Regions from separate parts of the Homo sapiens genome. Here all the other regions are linked to region 1. The links are chromatin contacts, found by Hi-C or POLR2A ChIA-PET in ENCODE. All regions are on one chromosome and are shown on one strand. Each heading gives the region's core, a stretch centred on a gene start or an enhancer-like site at or near the end of the contact. The rest is flanking DNA. Distances are from core to core; before and after follow the strand shown.

Evidence for each region. A loop is a pair of places that touch in the nucleus more often than their neighbours do. ChIA-PET counts read pairs that join two places held with the same protein, here RNA polymerase II (POLR2A). Pooled maps may share reads with other maps.
Region 2: a map with no recorded cell type shows a loop between it and region 1 (3-fold over the local background). The contact joins two enhancer-like sites. A Hi-C loop is called at or near these places in 1 of 168 maps with a recorded cell type or tissue (GM12878), 4 of 37 single-sample maps with no recorded cell type and 3 of 50 pooled maps.
Region 3: a map with no recorded cell type shows a loop between it and region 1 (10-fold over the local background). The contact joins two enhancer-like sites. A Hi-C loop is called at or near these places in 15 of 37 single-sample maps with no recorded cell type and 6 of 50 pooled maps. POLR2A ChIA-PET finds 5 or more read pairs at or near these places in 1 of 52 experiments (activated B cell).
Region 4: a map with no recorded cell type shows a loop between it and region 1 (4-fold over the local background). The contact joins two enhancer-like sites. A Hi-C loop is called at or near these places in 1 of 168 maps with a recorded cell type or tissue (GM12878), 23 of 37 single-sample maps with no recorded cell type and 5 of 50 pooled maps.

Annotation. Positions count from the first base shown.
Region 1 is chr7:37,332,350-37,339,210 of GRCh38, reverse strand. The region is part of intron 2 of ELMO1 (engulfment and cell motility 1); the gene reads left to right. Among named protein-coding and RNA genes, the nearest start is that of ELMO1, 110 kb to the left of the region's middle. Within about 2 kb of position 2,815, at least 7 of the 41 ENCODE cell types and tissues checked have a DNase peak (open chromatin) inside an H3K27ac peak, as active enhancers do; they include GM12878, where a contact is called at or near this core.
Region 2 is chr7:37,829,440-37,836,300 of GRCh38, reverse strand. No RefSeq gene overlaps it. Among named protein-coding and RNA genes, the nearest start is that of NME8, 16 kb to the left of the region's middle. RefSeq lists an enhancer at 3,713-3,812. Within about 2 kb of position 3,945, at least 2 of the 41 ENCODE cell types and tissues checked have a DNase peak (open chromatin) inside an H3K27ac peak, as active enhancers do.
Region 3 is chr7:37,783,134-37,789,994 of GRCh38, reverse strand. No RefSeq gene overlaps it. Among named protein-coding and RNA genes, the nearest start is that of NME8, 62 kb to the left of the region's middle. Within about 2 kb of position 3,139, at least 3 of the 41 ENCODE cell types and tissues checked have a DNase peak (open chromatin) inside an H3K27ac peak, as active enhancers do.
Region 4 is chr7:36,940,555-36,947,415 of GRCh38, reverse strand. All of the region lies in intron 16 of ELMO1 (engulfment and cell motility 1), which reads left to right. Among named protein-coding and RNA genes, the nearest start is that of MIR1200, 25 kb to the right of the region's middle. RefSeq lists an enhancer at 4,316-4,385. Within about 2 kb of position 3,640, at least 3 of the 41 ENCODE cell types and tissues checked have a DNase peak (open chromatin) inside an H3K27ac peak, as active enhancers do; they include GM12878, where a contact is called at or near this core.

The DNA of each region.
Region 1 (6,861 bases), core at 1,566-4,065:
CATCTGCATCTGTGATAAGCACCAGATGAATCTAATCCAAGGGCTTCCACAGTTTGAGAAGCAGTCATTAGACTGGGAACTGCCTGTCTTTGAGTGTTGTTTCTCCTTGCCTGGTGAACAGTCCTTAAAATGAAAAGATATTTCATGAATGAATAACTGGGAGGCGGTGCTTCCTGAGTAGTGATTATCTTATCAGGTGCTCAATTCTGCTCAGCCACCCTCCATCAGTGCCTGGAGTTTTCAGAGGGACGTCTGCCCATGATGGACTTGTTTATCTTCTTTCTAAATATTTAGGAGAAAATTCTGTGTTTCCACTCAGCAGGAAAAATCCCCAGGAGCTTCTTAGACATGGACTTTGCTGTATCACAGGAAGGTCTCAAAAGAATTATCAACTCACTGGTTCCTGACTCCTGCTCTCGCCTTCACAATGTATTGTTGAGTTTCAAGCCCGGGGAGCCGCTTGAGGATGAGGATGCTTGTTGTCTGGATATATCAAGGCTCCTGCATGCACTGTTCTTGTTAACCTATTATGTCCTGAATAATGTATTTGTTTCTCGGTCAAGAGTCTGGAATCCCAAACACTTCAATAAGCAGCATCTAGTAAGAGGCAGTGGGCTCCAAGGACATTTAAACCTGGATGTGAGCACTTGTTTTAGTTCCTTCAGCTGCTATAACAAAGTACCTTAAACTGGGAAATTTATGAACAACAGAAATTTATTGTTCACAGTTCTGGAGGCTGGGAAGTCCAAGATCAAGGCACCAGTGGATGTGGTGTGTGATGAGGGCTTGTTCCTCATAAATGGTGCCTTGTATGTTTCCCCACAGGCAAAAGGGGCAAACAGGCTCTGTCAAGCATGTTTTTATACCACCACCATGGGGGCCAGGTTTCAAACAGATGAATTTTGGGGAGACACAAACATTCAGACCATAGCAGTCCTGGAGCCCTGCTTTCTGTGAAAGGCTCAGTTAGCCTTGAGCCTCAGTTTCTTTGGGATAATAATTTGCTACTTTGATGGTCCTTGTGAAGATTAAAGAAATCATGTGAAAAGAGTGTAGCATGTTGCATAGCTTAGAGTGATTCCTCAATAAAAGCAGCCATTATTAGCTAGATTAGAAAATTAGGTACTCTGGTTTTCCTTTTCACCTGCACTTCCATTGTGAACATTTGCCCTCTGTTCTCATTCTTTCTCTGCCTAACTTTTTCAATGTTTAGGAAGGAGAAAAAATTAAAAGACAAGTGGGAGGCATCCTCTGGTAATAAAGAGGTGTCCTAATTGGACACATAGCCAATTTGTGCTATGGAATATTCACTGGCTCCCTAGTACTCTGTGATTTTTTTTTTCCATCTTGGCCACTCACCATTTCTGAGCAGCAGCTTTTCTGTTCCCTGCATAAACTCTTCAAGCCTCCAGTATTTCTTGTCTCTGCCCTGCCCCCTCAGGCCTTGCTTTTCAAGGAAGACACAGACCAGAAAGCTACCACTTCTGTCTTTGCCTAGAACTTCTCGGCCTACATATTTGCATGGCATCACAGACTACCTGATGCCTTTATCTCCTGCCTTCCTGTTTTGTTTTGCTTTTTCTACTGCTAGCAGAGAAGGGAAGAGGTGGTCCCAATTTGTTTCCAGTGCTTTCAGCTTATCCCAACCCCCAATGCTCCACATAGGTGTTTTTTTTTTTTTTTTTTTATACTTTAAGTTTTAGGGTACATGTGCACAACGTGCGGGTTAGTTACATATGTATACATGTGCCTTGTTAGTGTGCTGCACCCATTAACTCGTCATTTAACATTAGGTATATCGCCTAATGCTATCCCTCCCCCCTTCCCTTACCCCACAAGAGGCCCCGGTGTGTGATGTTCCCCTTCCTGTGTCCATGTGTTCTCATTGTTCAATTCCCACCTATGAGTGAGAACATGCAGTGTTTGGTTTTCTGTCCCTGCGATAGTTTGCTGAGAATGGATCCAAAGGACATGAACTCATCATTTTTTATGGCTGCATAGTATTCCATGGTGTATATGTGCCACATTTTCTTAATCCAGTCTATCATTGTTGGACATTTGGCTTGGTTCCAAGTCTTTGCTATTGTGAATAGTGCCGCAATAAACATACGTGTGCATGTGTCTTTAAAGCAGCATGATTTATAATCCTCTGGGTATATACCCAGTAATGAGATTGCGGGGTCAAATGATATTAGCCCATCCTTTCTACCCTACCTGGGGCTTTGTCCCAGCCATGTTCTCTTCTCTTATTCTTTTCTTCTTCTCTGTCTTCAACAGTGAACTCTTCTGTTTTCACCTTGGAAAATCCTCCCCTTGACCTAGTAACTCTCTTTTGGTAGTATTTTATTCTGTTTTTCCATTCCAGGCTTATTTAAATGTTACCAGTATATGCCATCTATGTTGTTCCATGCTTATTTTAATATTTGCATGAACAACAATTTACCTCTCTACAGGGCTCCCCTTTTTGGTGGCACCTCTGCCTTGGTTGTCCTCACCCTCTCGGTTACGCTCGGCAAAGCTGCCCATTCTCATCTTCTTGAAACTCTCCCTTCCTTCCTCTAGCTTCAGTGCCTGAGATTCTTCCTCCCTGTTTGATTCATCTGGGATTGTTTCCTTCCTGGTTCCTCTTCTTTCTAGATCAGTTCCAACCTCAGTGCTAAGCCCTCTGGTCTGTGTGTTCACTGTCGACACTCTTTGTCTTAGAGTCCATGTTCGCTCATGACGTTAAAGTTTCACCTCTGCCTACATACATAACAACAGTTCCCATCACCGGCATAGCCTGCCAGCTAACCACTAGTTTCATTTCTCTGTTGGGTGGATATATGGTTCCCCTCTCTAACTTCAGTTGTCTACAGACGAGACAAATGGTTAGTGAAACTGCCCATATGTTAACCTGAAGAAAGGAGTCTCACAGGTATTACCAACTTTTTGAGGTTATATCATGTAGAGGGGGGACCATTAGATATGTTCTTTTTTTTTTTCCTTGACGCAGGGTCTCACTGTGTCACCCAGGCTGGAGTACAAAGGCTCAATCAAAGCTCACTGCAACCTCTAATTCTGGGCTCAAGATATCCTCCTGCCTCAGCCTCTCGAGTAGCTGAGATTACAGGTGTGCACCACCATGACCAGCTAGTCTTTGTATTTTTAGTAGTGATGGGGTTTTGCCATGTTGCCCAGGCTGGTCTCAAACTCCTGGACTTAAGCGATCCTCCCACCTCAGCCTCCCAAAGTGCTGGGATTACAGTCCATGAACCACCACAGTGCCCTGCCTAGATGCGTTCTTTATGGCCCAAGTGTAGGAACTCCATCCTATTTGTGCTAGGAGACACATTTCACCTTCACCCAAGAAAAGCCAGCACGGGCCATCTCATCAGGCGAGGGGATCCATCATCTCTACCAAGTGTGCATCAGACAAATGCTTGGAGAAGATGTTCTGAGCATATTCAGGCCCAAAAAGGGCAATGGGAAGAGATACATAGTTTTCAACCTTAGTTCTGCTTCTCAAATGGCTTGGGGCAGAGGGGTGGCTGCCGAGGGCTTCCGGGCACCCCTCGCTCACTCCTGCTGCAGCACCTTTGTATTGTCCCATTTTCATTTGCGTATGATTTGGGGAAAGATTTTGTTTGAAAAAAGTTTATCAGTTTAAAAAAATAGACATGGATGATTCTTGAGCTTTCTGGTATTCCTGAGACTTCAGTCAGATTCTTTAGGGTGGCTTTGCATCCTTCCATATTTTTCATAAGCATTGTCCCTGGGCCAAGGTAGTGTCTGCAGGCACTGTATGTGATTCCCAGGTACCCCTCTGTTTTATAGAAGCTGCTCCTTTAGACGCTTGTTCCCGCACATTCATGGTCTTTTTTCATCTCTTGCCGTTTCCTTCTAAAAGTATGCCACCTTGAATGCCCCCTGCCTTCTCCCAGCTCTCTACTGCTTTAAATCCTGGCTTTGCTAAGCACTGCAGAGAGCCTCCTTTGTACTCAAACCTTTTCTGATCGCATTATAATGCAGTCTTTTCTCCAGTTTTCTAATTTCTTATATCATTTTCTTTGCCTGTAGCTTTTATTTGCAGTTAATATATTTCACACGTAACGTAATTTACATTTTTCTTTTTTCATGCTCACTTCTCTTGAAATAGATTATAAGCTCTTGGAGGTCAGCCAGTGGCTTACATACATTTGTATCCTTTGGTTCATCACATTGATCTCCGTTACTGTGTGTGTACAATAGGTTTCAATTCTGAACAGTGAAGATAAGAATAAAACACTGGTGGTCTTCATTCTCCAAACAGAAAAATTATAATAGCACGCCTACCCCAGTATATTGGGAAGGGTTTAATTCCCTAAAAGAAACACAGATGCATGTGTTTTAGGTAAGTGTGATTGCCTGCAGTTTTTCAACTACCATATTTCTATAGCATATTTAAGATATAATTCCATATGCATAAATTTGATTTACACAAGACCTTTGAAAAGCTCATTGAGTAAAACCCATTTGAGTTTTTGTACTTGACATGGAATTTTGCTCGTTAGTAGCAGTAATAATAACAGCAAGCACCACACACTATGTGGCAGGCAATAGAAGGCCTTGCACGTGGGATTTCATCACCTTACTACAGCCTTCAAGATCGGCTTAGGCTCCCTACTTCATAGTTATTCAAAGGTTCATTAACTTGCCCAAGATTACTCAGCTAGGAAGGTACTGATTTGAATCCAGCACTGTATAACACCAAAACCCAGGCAGTTTTTTGGTTTTTTTCTTGTTGTTGAGATGGAGTTTTGCTCTTGTTGCCCCGGCTGGAGTGCGATGGTGCAATCCTGGCTCACTGCAACCTCCGTCTCCCAGGTTCAAGCGATTCTCCTGCCTCAGCTTCCCGAGTAGCTGGGATTACAGGTGCCCGCCACCATGCCTGGCTAATTTTTGTATTTTTAGTAGAGACAGGGTTTCATCATGTTGGCCAGGCTTAGACATTGCCAAATGTCTCTTGGGCGGTGGACAGAGTCTCCTCCTGTTGAGAATGGACTAGGTCAGGGGCTCCTGAGCTTGCTTCTGTATCAGAATCACTCATGAAACATGTTGAAAATACACAGAGGATCATTGTGTAGTGATTCAAGGTTCAGGGATCCTTGTTTTTATGAAGCTCCCCTGGTGATGCTCATGCTGTTGGACCTACATTTGAAAACATTGTTGTGAAGCCCTTGAAATTTATCACTCTCCCTGCAGGAGCTACCTTTGGCTCCCACGGTAACTTTTAGTGAGTCCTTTAAAGATAGTGCCTCAATTTATCCATGAGGGAAATGGTCCTAAAAATTCTTAGCCTCTCCTTTACAGAGAGTACAAACATAGTTTTAAGAGCTCATTTTGCTCCAATTAAGAAAGCTGTAATAAAGACTGTGATACTGCACCATTGCTTTCATACCGTCATAATAGGTGAAATGACATTGGTAGAGGAATAGACATCCTTCATCTGATTTTTGCAACTTTTAGATTTGGTAATGTAACAGATATTTCTTAAACTTCCTTTAAAATGAAGTGACTGGGGTACTTACTTTTCTGGTTTTAGCTCTCTTTTCTTGTGTGAGAGAGTCTATATAACCTCATAAAATCTTAAAAATTTGCCAAGTTTTTGAAGAAAAACACAGCAAACATATCTCTCCCTTTAACTGAGCTGAGTTTAATTGAGCGAGAATGAACTCTGGCATTCTCCTTTTCCTTCAGCAAATGAAATGCAGATTTTTAGTTTGCTCTGTAGGTGGGTGCTGGTGGGATTCTCTTCTGTTCTACTTCCTTCCACAACACTGCCACTCTGAGAAGTTCGGGCAACTCAGGACACTCTTGTATTAACTATGTTTTCTTAAGACTTGATGACTAAGACCTCTGACATTTCTAGAACCTTTTGTGAATGTTACACTTTGTGCTTATTTTCCTGTTAGGTCAACAGGTTAATTGTGGCAGGATATCTAAATATGTGGATTTCAGTGTTGAGAAGGAACTCTGGGTACCCAGGAACAAACAGCTTGTACTTTAGGAGTATATAGACCAATGTGCAGTGTGTCCAGAACTCCAAGGAAATGAGAGCAGCCTCTAGCAAATAAAATATGTGCTTTTCTAGTTTCTTGTTCCTAGCTTTCCATCAAATGCATTCATGGGTCAATGGCATCACCATCATGCTTAACCCCCATCCCCACAATCTCCATAGCCCCTCAAATAGCAAGTCCTGTAAAATCAGCCTCCTAAGTGGGCTTGAGTCCATCCACCCTTTTTCCGTCCTAGCCGCCACTGCTGTAGCTTATTTCCCCTAGGTGGCTTCAGTAGCATAACAGCTGGCTGCCAGGCCACGCTTCTTCCTTCCCCTCCAATCCATTCCCCTAGGCCTAACATTCTGCACTGGCTTCCATTGCACTAGAATAGAATCCAGACGTCCTTGCTGTGTTGGCAGGGCCCCCTGCCCCCAGCTCTTGCCAGTGCACTGCCTTGCTTAGTGCCACTCTGGAGTTCCCCAACGCCACCATCTGAGTTCTCATCATATGCAAACATTTTCTCCTTTCACAAACACAAATTTCTTCCTACTTCCAAGTCTTTAAAAATGTGATTTTCTCTTAACTAGAAATTATCCTCCTCAGTTCTCTGCATGTCTAACACCTGTTTATTCTTCCATCCCAGATGAAGTGTAAGTTCCTTAGACCTTTCTCTAAGGCCTTTTCTGACTCTTCAGACCGGATGAGGGTGCTTGCTGTGTAGAACTTGTAACATCCCACAGGGCTCCACTTGTCAGCATTGTAATCACTACGTGATGCTCTGCATGGGCCAAGTATGTCCCCAGCGCCAGCATAGGGCCTGCACGTGGTAAACTCATAAGGAGTG
Region 2 (6,861 bases), core at 2,696-5,195, 500 kb before region 1:
GCAAAGTTGCAAAATACAAGGTAAATATAAAAAATTGATTGTATACCATAAACTAGCATCGAAGGTTTGGAAAATAAAATTAACTTTAAAATTTACAATACCATCAAAGAAGATAAAAATATGTCATAAATTTAAAAAGAGAAATATATCTTATTGCTGAAAACAACAAAGTATTGCTGAAAAAAATTAAAGAAACCAAAAAAGTGTATCATATTCATTAATTAGAAGACTAATTGTTAAGATGTCACTTTTTTTGGTTTATTTGAGACAGAGTCTCGCTGTGTCACCCAGGCTGCAGTGCAGTGGTGCAATGCGATCTTGGCTCACTGCAACCTCCACCTCCCAGGTTCAAACGAATCTCCTGCCTCAGCCTTCCATGTAGCTGGGACTACAGGCACCTGCCACCATGCCCGGCTATTTTTTTTTTTTTTTTTGTATTTTTAGCAGTGGTGGGGTTTCACTATGTTGGCCAGGCTGGTCTTGAACTCTTGACCTTGTGATCTGCCCACCTTGGCCTCCCGAAGTGCTGGGATTACAGGTGCGAGCCACTGCACCCGGCCCAAGATGTCACTTTTAATCGAAATTATTCTATAGATTCAATGCAATCATAATAAAAATCCCAACCATTTTTTGTTGCACTTGACAATCTGATTCTAAAATTGATTTGGAAATGTCAAGTACCCAGAAGAGTCAGAAAGAAAAAAGGTAGAAAACGTGCACTTTACTATTAAACTACAGCAATTAAAATGGTGTGGTAATGCCATGTATAGATCAATGAAAAAAATACAGAGTTCAGAAAGAGTCCCACACATACTGTCAATTTATTTTCTCCAAAGACATCAAGGTAGTTCAACAGGGAAAGGAAATTCTTTCAAATAAATGATGCTGGAAAAATTTAAACTCCATATGGAAAATAATGAACCTTCACCTTCATAAAATATGCAATGTAGTTCAGATGGATCACAGACTTACACATAAAAGTTTACAACTATAAAGCTTTTCCAAAAGTATAGAATATTTTTACAATCTTGGGATGGTAATCAAATATTTCTTAGAACACAAAGAGTCATCATAAAATTTTAAAAGTAATAACTGGACTTAATCAAAGTTAAAAACCAAGTCTATGCCAAAAATGATTAACTTTCATTAATAATAATTTTAGAAAGCTCTGAACAAACTAAGAGTTGAGAAATAATTCCGTCTGAAACTTACAGCTAACATTGTATGTAAAATCAAAACATTAGAAACATTCTAATTAGGCTAAAACCATACAAGAATATTCACAAAATCCCATGTTCATGGATTGGAAGACTTAATATTGTTGAAATAATCATATTCTTCAAAGTGATCTGCAGTTTAAATGCAATTTCTATCAAAATCCCAATGGCATTTTTTACGGACATAGTAAAAACAATCCTAAGATTCATATTAAACTATAAAAGATCCAGAAGAACCAAAACAATCTCTAGAAAAAAAAAGAAAGCTGGAGGCATCATAGTTCCTGATTTCAAAATATATTACAAAGCTACTGCAATTAAAACTGTATTGTATTGGCTTAAAGATAAACACATAAATCAATGGAATAGAATGGAGAGTGCAGAAATAAACACACACACATATGATTAATTGATCTTTGACAAAGATGCTAAGAATACACAGTAGTTTCTTCAACAAATGTTAGGAAAACTGGATATTCACATGTGTATATTACACCACACACAACATTCAACTCAAAATAGATTAATGACTTACATGTAAGACCTGGCCAGGGTTGGAGGCTCACACCTGTAATCCCAGCACTTTAGGAGGGCAAGGTGGAAGGATCACTTGAGTTCAAGAGTTCGAAATCAGCCCAGGAAACACAGAGAAACCCTGTCTCCACAAAAAATAGCCTGGTGTGGTAGTGCACACTTGTAGTTACCTGCAGTTACTTGGGAGGCTGAGATGGGAGGATCACTTGAGCCCAGGAGGTTGGGGCTGCAGTGAGCTTTGATTGTGCCACTGCACTGCAGCTGAGTGACAGAACAATATCTTGTCTTTAAATAAATAAATAAATGTAATACCCCAACTATAAAACTTCTAGAAGAAATCATAGGGAGAAAGCTTCATGATAATGATCTTGGCAGTGATTTCTTGAATACAACACCAAAAGCACAGTCAACAAAAGTAAAAAATAGACAAGTGGGACTACATAAAATTAAAAAGTTTCTGTACAACCAAGGAAATAATCAATAGAGTGAAAAAACGTATAAAATCAGATAAAATATTTGTCAACCATATTTATGACAAGCCGAAACATATAAGGAATTCCCACAACTCAGTAGCAGAAAAACACTAAAATGCTAAAATAGCTGAGAATTTCATCTTAATCCTGTTATTTAATTTCATCAGTGAAATCGAAATCAACTCTTCATTTGAATATATTCTGTCTGAAGTCCTCATATGAATTTTCATTGCAAATGTTTATAAAAACTACCCCTGACATTATTTATTACATTTGAATTTTATTTAATATAATTAATAACGTGTAAGTGTAACTTCTCAAGACGTCCATAAGGTGGCAGTGTGCACTTCCGTAGTGGCGGTTGAGCAGCAGCGCAACAGAAAATCAGATAAACATCTACGCGACCACGTTCTGCTGCCAAGGCTCTGAAGCCCCCCTGCCCTAGACCATTTGGAGCATCAAACATGTAAAGAGTTCTGAGCTCATACCCGGGGGCTCGGCGTTGTCTTTTCTGTTGCTCATCATCTTACGCCCCAGTTCTAAAATGACACCCCCATTTGGAAATGCATGAACCTCTGTAATTCACACGTACCCAGGTGGTCCTGCAGCCTAGTTTCCAGTTTTAGGTCTCAGTTCCGAGTGGAAAGCATTTCCTAGCAGCCTGACAATACAGCCAGAAAGCATGTTATGGGGTAAGGTGATAAATATTTGCCATATGAGCCGTCCCCCACCCTCCCACTTTTGTAGCAGACGTTACTAATCAATCATGATAGTTCGTGCTACTCAGCCTCCCCCTTTCTCAGCAGAACCCCAAAAGCTCCGACACAGGAGAGTCCCTGTCTTTAGAAGTGGGAGCCGATGCCCAGAAATCCCTAGGATTCCAACACAAGTATGGAGGTGTCGTCACACATCAACCATGAACAGCAAGAATAACCCCTCAAGACTAGACCCCGCACAAAGCAGGGACTACCCCACTCCTTCTCTCATTAATCCTACCACACTCTCTACCATGGCCCCTGAGGACCTAAACTGTATTTTGCATTTTCAACCAAATTGATATTATTTTTATTAGCATAATCAATTTTTCTTCTCTCCTGAATTACTTTCCATTAGCATTTTAATCTCTGATGGCACAGTATTTTTTTAATTCTCTTGTATATCAAAATTTTAACTTTCCCCAGAAGCAAATGTAGGATTTGATATAAGTCTGGATCCCAAAACGGAACTCCCAGAAGACCTCGATTACAACCAAAGACCTGGATTATAGTTCCATCTTGAAAGTTATTTCTAGAAGATGGATCTGCCATCCAGAACGGGGAAATGAGGCTGGGCAGAATAGCCCTAAAAAGGAGTAGGGAGATGAGAGAAAGGAAGAAAAATTGCTGGTTCATGGCCATCGACATTATGCTTTCTTCAAGTGAAGATCTATGATTTGATTAAGTTCCTGATTCTAGAATGGCATCTAGGCCTAGGACAAACATCCCCAACTGGGGAAACTGGTCTGGGAAAAATATCCTCAACCTTGTCTTGGGGCAGAGGTGCAGGTGATGATGATGGCAGTGTCAGCAAGTACATCCAGGGACCAGATGGTGCCAGGGTCACTGCAGTGGCAGCATCAGAGCTACCAGGAGAAGCCGTGGGGTGGCACCCCACGCCCACAGTGGGTGGAAGAGGAGAAGCGTGACTCCCCAGGAAGCCTCAGCTGTGATAAGGGCTGAGAAGGCAGCTGCCAAGTCCACCAGGCATTCTGCCAAGGAAGGGAGGCACCCGCATCTGGGAACTTAAAGAGCTGTCCTGGTGATAGAATCTGTCTGGGGAGGCTCAGCAAGATTCTGCTATTTTTTTTCCCATGTAACCCAAGAAATACTCCATTTGTTGTGAATTTAATATTACATAGAAGAATGTTTATACTATGTTCCTATGAATATTAAATATACTGTTCTTCACAATGAATGATGGTGACAACTCTACGTGAAAAAATGATAAAAACAGTGTCCCATACACATAAATAATTTCTAAATTCTGTTATATTTAATATATAAATCTTTAATATGATATACTACTGAGCTTTTTTTTTTAACCATCATATGTTGCAATTTTTGCTTACTCTGGTATATTTTCAAAATACTCTTAATTCTTGCAGCCCTTCTCAACTGGGTTTCTGTAAAAAAATTACTTGCGGGCATTCGTTTAACTTCACTAGAAAACTTTGTAATACTGATATTTTAAATGGATCAAAACCCATAAATCCAATTCCTATTCTTTTCAGTTCATATGCTTTAAGGACGGACATACTCAGACCAGGATACATAAAAATCTTGGAAATAATGAGCCTTATTATTGCAGTGATTCTATTTTTTTTTTTCTGATTTTCATCTTAGCTTAATCTTTTTATCCCCTTTGTGAACAAAAGCTCTCTGAAAAAGAATCTGGAGGAAAGAGATTTTATTCCAGAGAACTGTTTGCAAATCAGGCAGACATGCAGGCCGCTGTGTAAAATGAAGGTCCATTCCAGAGAATGAAGGGATGGCATGCCTGGGGTTTTATAGGAAAAGTCCCCACCCAGGTTCCCAACCAGGTCTATTTATGCAAACAAAGGGTTGAGTCTTGTTTGGTTTTGACTGGCTGACAGAGCTGAGTTCTGATTGGCCCAAACAGCTGAGCCTTAATTGGCTAGGGGAGGTGATCTCTGGTTGCTTCCCAAGCCCCAAACCAGCAGTCCCTGTCAGATGTTTCTTTCAAATGGCCAATGGGGCCTGGGGCTTGCGGCACTGGGAGGTGTGGGCAGGTGCTGTGCTTTTTGCAGCAGTTTATCTTGTAGCCCAACAACAGAACAGGAGCTGGTTCAGCTTGATTGTAGAATGGGAGGTCCTTTGATACTTTTACAACATCTTTCTGAGAGCGCAGAACATGTGACCATTCTGTCACCCAGCTATGGACACCTAGTTCTGTTTTAACTTTGAGCTCCTCAGTTAGCCACAGGGAGTCCATTTTGTCTGGGGGCATACTTTATCACCTTTCTTTTCCAAATCTTATATTATCTGATTGAACTGCACACTTTAGCACTTAATTATATCGGTATACAACGCTAGTTTATTTAGAATTGTTTTTTCGCTAGTTGTTTCAACTGCACGTGCCTTGCCTTCCTTAAGTGAGTGTGAACTCCTGTAGGCAGGAATTGCTGAACACACATTTGTTTTGTTGTCTATAATTTCTAAAAATTCACATTTCATTAAAATAGCCAAAGTTACCCCTACTAAACAACACTTAGAGGCAATTAGATTAGATTGCTTGTTGGGCTCAGTGAATCACTTCTTGTTAGTCATGGAACCATAGTTCTTTAAGCATTGGGTACTCACATCTCTGGTAGATGTGAATTAAGAAATTAATCCAGGATGCATTTTGGAATGTGTAATTATCATTCCTGAAGCCACACACAGTCACTGCTCTTAGAACTGGAAAGGACTTCTCTTCTTATAGATGCAGCATTTGAGACTCAGAGCTGATAAGAAAATAGCCTGATTAACAGACTTCAATGTTGAAGACATTTGAAATTCAAAGCGGAGCACTGCTTTTTCTCAGATTTAGAATTAAAAGGGAAAAAAGAAACAAGTGACTTTCACATTTGGTGCGAAGCTTGAAAACATACTCTTTTCTTTACTCACTGGCACATCTGAGCACACACATTAACCCTTCCTCACCTGAGACAAATTGTAAAGAATCTACATGCGCCTCCATATATGCGCACCTCTTCCCTCCCCTTCTACCCTCTGCCATTGCAGTCAGGGAAGACAGTGGCTAAGATGTGCAGTGTGTTACCTTTCCCATGAGTACTTGCATTTTTAAACTTCCATTTTCATTTTGGTAGAGACAATGCGTGCTTCCCTACATATGCTCTCATTTCCTTCTCGGTCATGCTGGTAAGTCTGCAATGCTAGTTCCTGACAGGCAAGGTCATGTGATGTAGTCTAGCCAGTGGCCTGTGACTAGAAATGGCACCTTCAGTTTCTAGCAGGGGGTCTGCCACCGCCACATTCTCTTTTCTTTACTACCCTTAATAATCACAAGACAGAAGGAGCCTGGATCTTTGAGTCACTGGCTCGAGCTAGCCCTAGTTAACCTGCATGGGCCTTTGTGTGACGGACAAATCAACCATCAGTGTGCTACGCCACTGGGATTTGGCAATTTATTTGTTCCTCAACATATTCTTATTAATTCCTTCTAATACATTTACATAAAGAAATATGTGTTCATCAGAGACAAATCAAAATAAGAAAAAAATCAGTACTTTGCTGTTCAATATATCCTCACACGTTTTTCTATAAGTGTATCCATACAAGTCAGAACCAATTGTATCCGTAATAATTCCATGTTGCTGCATGTTACACAAAACCCAAGTAAGAATGGTTTAAAAGCATAGTGGCTTAATTTTCTCTCGGTGAAAAGAAGTGTGAATGTAGGCAGTTTGAGAATGGAGTATCATCCACAAAATATCATCAAAATCCTGCCTGCTCAAGCATTTTCTCCTCAGGGTTGTGTGGCCTCAGTGACTTTACCTGTGATTAAGTATCCAGGAAAATAAAATCAGTATGGCATGGTATCACCTGGGGTAGGCATTGACAACAGCTGCTTGGAGT
Region 3 (6,861 bases), core at 1,890-4,389, 450 kb before region 1:
GTATATCAGGAGGCTATTTCTCCTGATATCGCAGTGAATGTACACCTGCTCATATTATTCGTAATATCTTACAGGGATATTACTCCTAATACCACAGTGGGTGTACAGTGGTATTAAAAGTAATTTATAATATCAGGAGGATAGTGCTCCTAATATCACAGTGGGTGTACACCCAGTGATAGTATTTGTAATATATCAGGGGGATTTTACTTTTAATATAGAAGCGTGTATACACACGGTGATATTATTCTTAATATCTCAGAAGGATATTACTCCTAATATCATACTGGGTGTACAGCCGGTGATATTATTCATAATATCTCAGATGGATAATACACCTAATATCACAGTGGGTGTACACCCAGTGATATTATTTCTAATATCTTAGGGGGAAATTACTCCTAATATCACAGTGTGTGTACACCTGCGGTGTACATGCTGCAGTATTATTTGTAATATTTTGGGAGATATTTCTTCTAATATCACAGTGTGTGTACAATCTGTGAAATTATAAGTAATATCTGAAAGGGATATTTCTACTAATATCACAGCGGTTGTACACACTGTGATATTATTCGTAATATCATAGGAGGATATTCCTCCTAATATTAGAGTGGGTGTACACCCTGTGATATTATTCATAATATGTTAGAAGGATATTCCTCCTAATATCACAGTGAGTGTACACTCTGTGTATTATTTGTAATATCTTAGGAGGATATTCCTTCTAATATAACAGTGGGTGTACACTCTGTGATATTATTCTTATTATCTTAGGGGAATATTTTCCTAATATCACAATGTGTGTACACCTTGTGATATTACTCATAATATCTTACAGGAATATTCCTCCTAATATCACAACGACTATACAGCCTGTGATATTATTCTTAATATCTTAGGGAGATATTCCTCCTAATATCACAATGGGTTTACACCCTGTAATATTATTCATAATATCTTAGGAAAATATTCCTCCTAATATCACAATGGGTGTACACCCTGTGATATTATTTGTAATATCTTAGGGGGATATTTTTCCTAACATCACAGAGGGTGTACACTCTATGATATTATTCCTAATATCTTTGGAGGATATTCTTCCTAATATCACAGTGGGTATACATCCTGTGATATTATTCATAATATCTTCGGGGGATATTCCTTCTAATATCACAGTGGCTGTACACTCAGTGATATTATTCGTAATACCTTAGGGGGATATTCCTGGTATCACAGCGGGTGTACACCCTGTGATATTATTTCTAATATTTTGGGAGTATATTCCTCCTAATATCACAGTTGGTGTACACCTGGTGATGTTATTCGTAATATCTTAGAAGGGTATTCCTCCTAATATTACAGTGGGTTTACACCAGGTGATATTATTTGTAATATCTTAGGGGGATATTCCTCCTAATATCACAGTGTGTGTATACCTTTTGATATTATTCCTAATATCTTAAGGGACATTACTCCTAATATCACAGTGGGTGTACACCTGGTGTGTACACCCGTTGGTATTATTCATAATATCTTAGAAGGCTATTACTCCTAATATCACAGTAAATGTACACCAGCGTGTATATCTGGTGATATTATTCATAATATCTTAGGAAGATATTTTTTATAATATCACAGTGGAGGTACACCCTGTTATATTATTCTTAATATCTTTGGGGAATGTTCTTCCTAATATCACAGTGGATGTACACCCTGTCATATTATTCGTAATATCTTAGGGGGACATTACTACGAATACCTCACGGTGTGTACACCCTGTAATATTATTCATAATATCTTAGGGAGATATTACTCCTAATATCACAGTGGGTGCACACTCTGTGAAATCATTCATAATATCTTAGAAGGATGTTACTCCTAATATTAAAGTGGGTGTACACCCTGTGTTATTATTCATAATATCTTAGGGGGATATTATTCCTAATAATACAGTTTGTGTACAACTTGTGTGTATGCCCTGTGATATTATTTGTAATGTATTAGTTGCTTATTACTCCTAATATCACAGTGGGTGTACACCTTGTGATATTATTTGTAATATCTTAGTGAGATATTACTCCTAATATCACCAATGTTGTACACCCTGTGTCATTATTCGTAATATATTAGGGGAATATTACTCCTAATATTCCAGTGGGTGTACACTCGGTTTGTACACCATGTGACATTATTTGTAATATCTTATGGGGATATTACTCCTAATATCATAGTGGATGTACACCTGTTGTGTACATCCTGTGACATTATTTGGAATATCTTATGGGGATATTGCTCCTAATATCACAGTGGGTGTGATATTATACCCTGTGATATTATTCATAATATCCTAGGGGGAATTTACTCCTAATATCACAGTGGATGTACACCGTGTGATATTTTTCATAGTATTTCAGGGGAATATTACTCCTAATATTATCTTTTATAAGGATATAATTTACCATAGTCATTTGCTAATCATGATCAGGGCAGGCAATGAGAGCAGTTTACTGGAACCAAGACTTCGCTAACCTCAACAGTCTTTAAAACCATGTGAAAAATGAGGAAGCGAGAGAATAGCTTTAGACTGAAGGCTCACAAGGAGGAACAGTGAAAATGAAGAGCCCAGATGAGCCATCCCAGCCACAAAGGAATGTTTATCTCTACAGTTAGTGGTGAAACACATTCGAGAATATTCTCATAAGTAAATGCTTCATTTTCACTCTCAATGTCTTATTTTCAGAAATATTTCTTATTAAAATGAAACACTTAAAAGGTATTTTTCAATGCTGTTTCTCATTGTACTTTTATGTATTGCCCCAAATGTTTCACATTCAGAATGAAAACGACCTGTGGCATGACTTCCTGTGAGACTTTTGTATTCTCAGCAGTAAGCGTCCAATATTTATAACTATAATTTTCCATTTTCAAAGGTCCCTTCTCTCATCAACTGCCATTTGGACATATGGTTTTCTTTGAAGTCCAATCCTCTGGTGATGTAACTTCAACAATGAGGGTTGTTTTCCTCAAAAGTTTTTAATTTTCATATGTCAACCTTCTCACTTTCTGCCCTAACTTCACAGTCATCTGTAGCTGTGCTAAGACATCAAGGCATACTTTTGAGGAAGTATTGGGTGACTACACCCTAAAGATGGAAGGAACTAGCAGTTACAGGAAAACTCAGCACCAAATCATATTATTGCTCAGCTACAGGAATTCAAAAGGACAAAAATGCATAATGCAAGTGCGTTATGGCCTACGTTTAGGTAACAACTGATAAAGTTCTCATTTGCTTTGGAAAAGAGTAAGTATTGTCCCCACCTGTGCCATCTGCTCCACAATCATCCAACAGTGCTTGTGGCCACAGAGATGTAAAACAACAGAATCCAAATGTTATGGAGCCATATGCTTAATTATTTCAAAAAAAGCTCTCAATAAAAGATAAGATTTTAATTCTTATTATCAAAATCAAATATGTACCAATTCAACTCAGCTGGAAAATTTCACATGAAACCAATTTTTCAACTAATTTTAAACAACTCTACTTAAATGAAATTAATTCAAAAATATAAAACCTGGGTTATAGTCCTGAATTTGGACGTATTATCTGACAGTTCCTTATTTTTCAGATAAAACGTGTTCCTGGAATCTTCAGGAGAATGTATGTTCCCATAGAAACCGTGCTATATTTAGGGATTGCTTGTCTAACAAAGGACAAACTAAGAAATAAGTTAGATGTGACCAAGAGTGGAGTATAAAAATAAAAATCAGCTACAATTTGGAACTATGACCAACACAAACTTTAATTGTTCACATTGATGATATTACGATTTCAAAGTACTAAAATCTGTACATATTGCATTTGCAACACAGCTAGAAGAATGCAGGTGTTTCATATATTTTCTTACTATACTCAGAATTCAGCACTTTTTTCTTGGGTAGTGCCAAGATTTTAAAGAAAACTAACAATTCCTTAATACGAGAGCTCAGAAATAATTTACTCCAGAATAATATAATTCTCTTATTTAAGAGATGAAGCCACCCCAATTCGGAGTTTAGGAATTTACCACAAGGCCACAGGGCTACTTAGGGAGAAGATAAAGATGAAAACCAGGGTTTGTGTTCCAAGTCTTTATTTCCACTGCCCCATGATGTACACATGGCAAGGAATTTGAGATAGTCTCTGGCAGACACATTAACTATCTATGGCTTCATTTTCCACCTTCTTTTTGCTATCTGGAATCTTATTTTTGAGTTGGAACTTAACCTTTAAGTAGAAGTTTATTTTTAAATCCTAGAGAATTAAAATTCTTTAAACATAATTATTTTCCCCCTCTAAACTGTTAAATTAAAACATTAACATAAATGATTAGCCTAATTTCATTTTCAGAAGACAAAGTCAATCTGTCCTCGGCTGAGGCAAGTCCAAAGCAAATGCTGCTGGAGATGCCACCAACTTGCTCACTTCTCCTTTTCCATGGAAGTGCCATTTGAAATGGCCATTGCTGGGCAATCTCTGCTCCTGAAAGAATGGGTGGAGGTCACTTTTCTTCTCTAGAGTCCTTAAATTGCCACTCTGAAGTATTTTTAGGAAAGTGGTAACAAAATCTGCAACTGCCAATTTCCAAACCTGTTTACACTCAAAAGTCATTAGCCAAAAACTTGAGATGCCAGGCTTGGTGCCCTGTTTGATCTAAAAAATCCCAGAGTCTTAGCCAACCTAGAAACTAGGAGTAGTGTGTAGGCTCTTCACACTAGGCACCTACATTCATAAAGTATCTCTCTTTATTCATCTTTCCTTCTCTGCGTATGTGCATGTCTCACTCTGTCTCACTCTTGATTGAATGTATCCATGCTCTGGGATGCTTCCAAAGTGTTAAGATACACAGTGCCCTAAAAAGGCCATCTTTGGAATTTGGAGAACCCTCCAGCTGTAGTGGATTTGAGATGGTCACGTTGGGTGGCAGAGCTGGTTAAGAAAGGAGGATAAACTGAGAATCTCAGAGCCAGGGCATTTCAGTGCTTTCCACTCAGGCTGACTCTCTGGGTTCTGTTGCTAAAGTATTTTACAGGGAAGAAACAGAACCCAGAGAGGTAGCCTGAGGAGAAACCACAAAACGGAGATTTCCCAGCAATGGTACAATAGACCTTTCTTCCATTGAGACATGAGATTTCAAATGAGAAGTGTCCAGATAGGTTATCCCATCCCTGTCTTCCACTTTGCAGATGAGAGATGAAGGCCCACAAAGGACATTCTGTCTCTCTCACTCCTCCCCCAGAGGAAGGTGATCCAAGGCAGCATTTCTGAGCATCCATAGGACCAAGAAAACAAGCATGTTAAAAAAAAAATTATTATCTGGCATTTATTTTCTAGTCTAGATATAGTCTCAAATAATGAAATCATAGTTGGCACACAAAAGTCTTGGATGGTTGAAAGCTGTGGATATTAGTCTTCAAATATTTATAAATGCATACCCTGCCCTATAAGAGTGCTCTCTACATCTAACAAAATGATAAATGATTTTAAGTGCAGCAAGAGAGTTGAGATTAGCCACTAGAAGGGATCTCTAATGAATACAGAGAGAGATTTATGCTGGCCTACGACATCCTCCTTTTATATGCTTGACCATAATTCCTACCATGCCACGCTCCATCCCTTGGATTTTATTTTGCTCCTGGAGCCCACCCAGCTCTTTGTGCATTGTGATCTTTCCACCTGTGGGTTTCTCTGCCTGGAGTGCTTTTCTCACTTCCACATGTGGGGCAGTCCCTGGTCATTCCATTCTCAGTATTAATGGCACCTACTTGGGGAAGGCTGCTTTGACTGCCACAGTGTTAGGAAACTGCTCAAGCACTATCACATTATTCTATTTGAATTCTTTGCATATGACTTTCCACCAGATGTTTTTATTGCCCTATTACTTGGCATGGGTTCCTTGTCCGCCTTCTGCTGAGATATTCTGCCTCCAATATCTTAGTGGACTTAGTCACTATACTTTAAAATCAAACAAGGCACCCCCACCTGGCATTTTATAGTCTTGATCAGTGTAAACAGGGAGGGTAAACAGGTTTGAGAATTAGCAGTTGCTGATTTAGCTAACACTTTTCTAACAATATATTCCACATGGCCCTAACTATATTGTTTATTGTTATTTCCCAATGCCCAGAATAATGCCTTGCACATATTTGTTCAAGTAATTCAATATTTTCAATGATGGTCTAACTATACATGATTTTCTGAGAATAGTCGTGGAATAACCCTTCTTTTGTAGATAGCTATTTAATCATTCTTAACTTCATTTTCAAAACTTTTCTGGGATCAGTGTTGAATGTGAGGAGAACTGACCTAAAAAAAGGCTCTATCAAATCCATATACATTATTTTGCAGGGAAGGAACAGAACCCAGAGAGGCAGCCTGAGTAGAAAGTATTGAAATGCCCTGGCTCTGAGATTCTCAGTCCATCCTCCTTTCTTAACCAGAACTGGTACCCAAAGGGATCTCTCAAATCCCCTACAGCTGGAGGTTTCTCCATTTCCAAAGACAGCCTTTTTAGGGCACTGTATATCTTTATTTTAATATTAATATATGTGTTTCTTTATTAGTATAGTAAATACAGTATCTAGTGACAGGTTTAATGGTCACTGTAATATTGAAGTCATGATTTGCATAAATGGTATTCTGAGAATTTGCCACAGTTGCAGTGTAATGTTAAATGATCTGTGATTCCTACTGGTGACAGAGACACTGGTTTCTCTAATACAATTCTCCTTTTTTGTCTATATTTATAATAGATGGAAATGACAGATTTAGTTATAGATGAGTGAAAAATAAAAGTCAATTGTTTTCTGATCCCAGTTCAC
Region 4 (6,861 bases), core at 2,391-4,890, 390 kb after region 1:
AAACTGGGGATGATTTATTGGTGGGCAATAGTACCTGCAATTGAGATAGAGAATGTGAGAATAAGAGCACACCAGGAATATGGGAGAGATGAGCTCAGTGGATGAACTAGATGTGAAGTGCTTTGGGCACATCCAAATGGAGATACTGTCCTGCTCAAAGCTAGAAAGTGAATTAATACAGAAACAAAATCAAATACCGCATGTTCACCCTTATAAGTGAGAGCTAAACATTGGGTACACAGGGACATAAGAGTGGAAACAGTAGACACTGGGGACTCCCAAAGCAGAGAGGGAGCAGGGCAAGGTTGGAAAAACTACCTATTGGGTACTGTGCTCACTATTTGGGTGACGGGTTCAATAGAAGTCCAAACCTCAGCATTGTGCAGTATATCCATGTAGCAAACCTGCACGTGTACCCCCAAATCTAAAATAATTTTTAAAAAATAACAAAAAGATAAATTGACAATTAAAAAATAAATTAATTCATTGTGATTATTTTTAAATTTTGCTGAAGAGCCTATAGAGGAAAGGTGAGTGAGATGGGCTGGAGAAATTGGAGTCACAAGAATTAGATAAAACTGTTAAGTCATTTGAATAGATGATCTCACCGAGGAAGAAGGTGGGGAGTGAGAAGAGAAGAAGGGACCAGGACTGTGCATCTGCATTTAAGAGACAGGCAGGAGAAGATGAACTCCCAAAAGACTGAAGAGGATAATCAGAGAAGTAGAAGAGATGACTATTTTCAGTGAAAAATGGAGGATCTTGATGGTTTTAGAAGAAAGTGGGTTTTTAGGGAGAGCCCCCAACCCCTCATCCTTACCACAGATAACAATAGTCCTTTGGAAGGCACGGAGCAACACAAACACAGAGGTGGTTGCGGAACATGCCATTCTCATTTTAACTAAGGGTGGCTTTGAAGATTAAATTACAAAGAAGCAGTTGGGAGAATTCCAGTTTTGGGTCTTGACAACTCTTTGTCTTCATAGCATAGCATGAGGGTCCAGTGGCCACTTGGGCAACAGATGCACTTACCCTGTAACCATGAATACCACTCATTCTCTCACTTACTGGGAGGGGACTGTAGTCCTCATAGCTGCCCCCAGTCTCCCTTTCTAGTGATGGAAATTTCCTTTATTGACAGGGAAACAGCAGGCTAATGGCACAGATGAAATGTAAATTTTGACAGCCCCGACAGGTAAATATTGGCTTTGCACAAACAAGTTTCTATAAATAACCTGTCTGCTGCAGAAACGCCACAGATGGCAGCAGGGCTGCCCAAGTGTTGATTTTTCCCAGGGTGCTTGGTGCAGAAAAGCACAGCTGTCAGCTTTGCTGTTCCTGTTCCCAGCTCAGGCTACCTCTGCTGTGCCTGCAGACTGTCCACGTCCCATCCTCCTTTGGCAGGAGAGGCAGGGACAGGTGGAGATCAGTCATTTCAATAACCTACCTCCGATGCCTTTCATTCCAGGATTCCAAAGGAGTTTCTTAAAAATGTCACTTCCTTGGGTTCTACAGTCCAAAGTGGGAATCTGTCTGATCTGGGGATGTGTTCGCCCCTTTTAATTAAAGTTGGTCCAGTTGAAAAGAAAATTGGATGGAGTGAGATACAGTCACTCTAGACTGTGTGCCACATGGCCCTGTTGCTAAAAATAGTACCGTCAAGGACTCTGGGCAGTATGTCAGGCTATTATGTTAGCAGGCATGGACTCTGACTTAAGGGGAATGTGAGGGGTATGGAGCCACAGCAAGTCATCTCACTGGGGAAATTTGCCCGATTTAACCCCATCCAGGGAGCTAAGGGAAACACAGTGAGCCACTATTGGAAAAACAGAGGCATTCTTATTTTTCAACTATGCAACTAAGAGCCCATAACTCTAATAAAGCTGATTGAGGTAATGACATTCTAAATGATCGTTCTAGGGATTCCCGGAAAGCTTCGTGCTAAGTTAAATGCCCGTCACTGAGGCTGGGCTCCGGTTTGGGGTATGCCTGTACCTCCCTCCTTCCCTCCCTAATGTTTATTTTCTGCTCCAACTTCTTTCCTTAGGCTCATTGACTTAGTGCATTTGTATTGTAAGCCCTTTCAAAACCCTTGTGAAAGTAGAAAAGGAAGAAACCATATAAAAGTGAGTCAGAGGATTCTAGAAGGTACCTAAGATAGCAATAGTAACTTAAAAACTTATTTTATATCCTACAAAGGCTTTGAGAAAATGTATGACAATAATGGACCTTGTGCAATTAAACAATCATAATTGAAAATTAGGAAGAAAACAATGTTGAGAACTGGAATAGGAAATCACCTGTGAATAATGAAGTAATGATGGTACCACACCCAGAGCAAACTTGTGGCGTTTTCTTTAGCCTTATCCCCGGAGAGTAGAGCAAAGCTGCCGTGAGTCAGCAGGCGTTGGAAAGGACAGCAAATACACTTGCTATTGCCCTGGGTTCGCAGAGTGAATTCAGGACCCTTTATTCCCACTTCAAGGCAACCAGTCACTGCTAGCATAGGCTCCTTTGCTTTTCTGGTGGGGCAGCCCCTTCTAGCTCTAATTCTACATTAAGAAGGTGTACTAGTGTTTTAGAGCTTTGGGCCTTTTCTCCCAAATCTTGTCTCCATGTATGAGGGCCTATGTTTTCACTAAGGGCTGGGAACACTTCCTAGGCTGGGCTACATCCACTCCATTGTGCTTCCCAATTACTTTCTATACAACTGGCTTCCAGCAGGCAACAAATCAATGTCTGTGAAGTCCCGTTGACTTCAAGGAGCTCCGGTCATCAGAGAAACTGATCTCCTCATTGGGGAAGAGACCAGTGACATGCTTCATGAGTAAAATTACAGCTTGATATTCACCAGTAGAACTTAGCAAGATGCTCAGCAGAGAAAATAATGAATCATCTTTTGCTAAGCCTGTGAGAAGGATAGAAAATATTATACGGGAGGTCCCAGGAGTAGAGTGAAAATCATGTGGGCTTTGAAATCAAGCAGACTTTAGTTTGAATCGTGCACTCCTTCGTGTGAGCTGGTGGACTTTGGTCAAGTTTGAGTCTCTTTGAATCTCAACTTCTCCATTTTAAAAATACAGATGGTGATAATTGGATTCTCAGGATTGTCGTGCCCAAGAAGCAGCCTAGTGTCAGGTGGCAAGCAGGGATTCTGGAGCCACATTGCCAAGTTCAGATTCCTGCTCTGACATTTACTAGCTGAGTCATCTGCAGCAAATTACTTAGCCTTTCTATGTTCATGTCCTTATGTTTAAAATAGGGAAAGTTGCCATGAGGAATAGTTAATCTATGTAACGTTCTAAGATCACTGTGAAGCACATAAGAGCTGCATGTGTTCTTGTGGCAATACCAGGTGGCATTGAGCAGAGATGCCCCACCTGTGGTACTCCCCACCTCCATCTTGCTCTCTTACTCTCCCTGTTCTTTTCTTGATCATTTTTATGTTTCCTGATCATTTTTTAAATGTGAAACCAGCCCTATTGTTGTGATTTTCCTAAAGGATTGTGCAGACCCTGTCTAGTGTATATCCACCCTCAGAGCAGAAGTTAGCATGACTTTCATGGAAAGCCAGGAAGGGAGCTCTCGAGGAAAAAGATGAGTGTTGTTATTCAGAACTGGGGTTAAGGTTTCATTTCCTTTTTGTTATGAAAATATGTTCTGCAATTGAAAACAAAAGTGCAAAGCGTTCTGAAAACTAAAAGTAATATACATGTTTCTTGAGTAAGGAGTGAATGAACTATTTAGAGGCATATAATACACTTCACTTATTCGAAGCATTAAATATTCCAGTTACTCATTCATTCAAACTTTCTTACGTAGCAGTTGTACATGGTTCTATGCCAGATTCTGGGGATAGAAATAGGAACAGGACAGTCCTTATCCCCCAAAACTCCAATCAAATTGTCTATGAATGAAATTGGTGATCAAGCAGTTGAACAAAGAGCCTCTCATGACTGAAGATCTAAAATGCCAACAGAGAGCACAGAGACAAGGAGAGGCCAGTGGCCCTTTTGTTAGGATGAGTGTGGCAGCTTAGCTGAGGCAGAGCTTACAAAAGGTAGGGGAAAGGGAAGACTGGATTTATATAAACACCGTGTTACTCTGAATTTTTTACGCATAAAAGAAAAGGTATTGTTGACAGTCACAGAACTGCATAACCATAGTAGATAAGGGATACTGAACGTACACAGTGGAAGGACTTTAATGAATGTGTCGCCTGCTCATTTGCATGTTCACCCACCTCGACCCGCTGCAGTGGCCAGCGTTGTCCCCAGTGTACAGATGTGGGAACTGGAGCTCAAAGGGAATGAGGCAGTAGCCCTCACCATGAGCACCTCTGAGGTAGGACCCAGGTTCCGCAGGTAGTCTGTGTCACACTGAACTGTCCCACATGCCAGCCTGCCGTGACCATGATCTGAAGGTGGCTGGTCATGGTGATTTTTGCTGCATGAGAATTCTGGAAGCTGTCAGTGGCGTGCTGTCAGGACTGCCTTTTTCCTTCCAGATCCTTGGACATCTTTTCTTCTCTTTCCTGCGAGCATCTTATCAGTTACTGAGAAAGGCCTTTCTGTACTGTGTATTCATTTTCTTGGGAAGTGTTCATTATAAGTGTAGATTTTTTACAGAGCCTAAAAAATTTCCTGGCTAGGGCACTAAATCTAATTAGCATGCAAAGCTGTGTATGATCTCATGTTATCATTCCTTCAAGCCAGAACACAGTGAACCCACCATCAAAGCAAGTGCTTTCTTAAAGGTAAACTATGCCATTTGTCCAGATTTATTCCCTCTCCATGCAAATCTATGGTTTTTATGTGACTAAAGATAATCTGTTGTCTACGCCAAAGAAAACGTCCTCTTCATTTCCCTCCTGAAATCCCCATCCATGTCATAAGCCTCCTCAGAGGGTGGCAGCACCCACCTGTCTCCTGAGACAGAGAAAATGTTGCTTTTAAGCCTCACTACAATTTGAGGGTTGTCACTTGTAATTACTTTATATTTCTATTTTAAGCATTGTTGACATGCTCTGGTAAATCATTTTGTTTTTCTAGATATAGCTGAGGGATCTTAGAAGTAAGTAATGTGCAGCTGCGCTTCCTGATAGAAGAGGAAAGACGTTCTAGATATGGCAGAGAGGGGGATGCCTCCTTAGTGAGTCAGGGTTGGGTGCCTCCCAGTGGCCTTTACTATTCTTTGATCCACATCCGCCAGGTTGTGAAGCAGCTACCTGGAGGTCTGGACTGACAGGGGAGTGCTTTGGACTATTGTACCTTGAAAAAAATTGTCTGTGTATAGCCATTGGTGAAATGATGATTGTATAGTCCATTGGTTTTATGTAAATTACAAATTAATGTTAACCTCTACCTCTAAAACTCTTGCTCCCTGGAAATCATTCAGCACGAAGCTAAGGTGATGCTAGCTTACTAACACGATTTCAAATCCAAGGCACCTGGGGTGGAGTAAGCAGAAAGGCTTAGGAAGCAGAATTCAAGTCCTGCCACTTCCCAGGTGTGTGATCTGAGGCAAATTGATTTACATCTCTGAGCATCAGTTTGCTCATCTGTGAAACCAGAGGAATGAGGCCCCCCTCTCAGGATGTTTTGTAGAGTGAATGCAGTATCTTCCAAATGGAGAAGATGAGTTCAATCCTTTGAAAGTACATGTTTGGCCATTTGCCCAGGACTGGTCACAAGACTGAAGCCATGGAACTTCTTCCTAGAGATCCAAATTATTAGGTTTGGCATTCTATTCTAATGGCCCTTTAGCAATGCCATGTCAAATGCTCAAAGTGACAATTTCTAAAGGGAACTGAGAAATTCATAGGTGTTATGCTAGGAGATAAAAGGCCTCACATGACCAAATGTTTGTGAAATGCTAGGTTTAAGAAGGTGAACAGATTTAACTTGTAGATGTTAATATGTTTGTAGATAAGAGATGGAGTTTCTCAAAACATTACATCATAGAATCCTTTCCTTTATCTCATACTCCCTTTCTTTCTTCTGCCCCACCCAACACATCGTGGAACCTGTGTAACCCAGAGCTTACTCTGAAAAACACTGATCTAAGGAATTCCAAAGTTAGTGTTCTCAGCTCTTGACACCTGTGCTAGCAGAAAGGCACATTGTCGTAGATAATGCAAATACCAAACACTATATAAAAAGCAAATCTGTGACTTCTGAATATACCTTATAGTAAGTGAAGGTGATTGATTCGAGCACTAGGCTTTTATTCTACATGTTTTTTATTTAGCTGAAATTTCAGAAATCAATTTATTCTTTTAGAGCCAATCTGGATAAGAAGTGATGGAATTTATCCAAAGAATGTAATACATAATTGGAAACAAACTTGGAATTTCATTTACATTATTTAGGCATATTTCATAAAATGCAGAGCTGAGAGCCGATGCTATCTCCTTCATGAACCTTCTCTAGATTTCCCAGCTATAAGTTATCTTTTCCTTCTCCAGACCAGTTATCACACTATCTGTGCCTCTCTTGTGCATTTATAACTTTCCTAACTATATAAATCTTCCTTTATAACTGTCGCTGTTAATGCAAGAGCTAATTGTGTGCATGGCTTGTCTCCCCTGCTGATGAAGAAACTCTTGTTGTAGAGTCCCCCAGTGCCTAGCAGAGAGCCTGCACATGCTAGACACTCAAATGTTTGACTTGGTGAGAGTTTCTTTTATTTCCCTAAGATTGTTAATTTGTCATTATTATTGTTACTAATAGTTGTCAATTAACTAATATTTCATGAACATCTATGTGCTAGGCAATTTGCATTGATTACTATACTCAATATTCACAACAGAACTCTGAAGTAGATACATGTCCCCTCCAAAAAGAAACTGAGGCTTTAAGA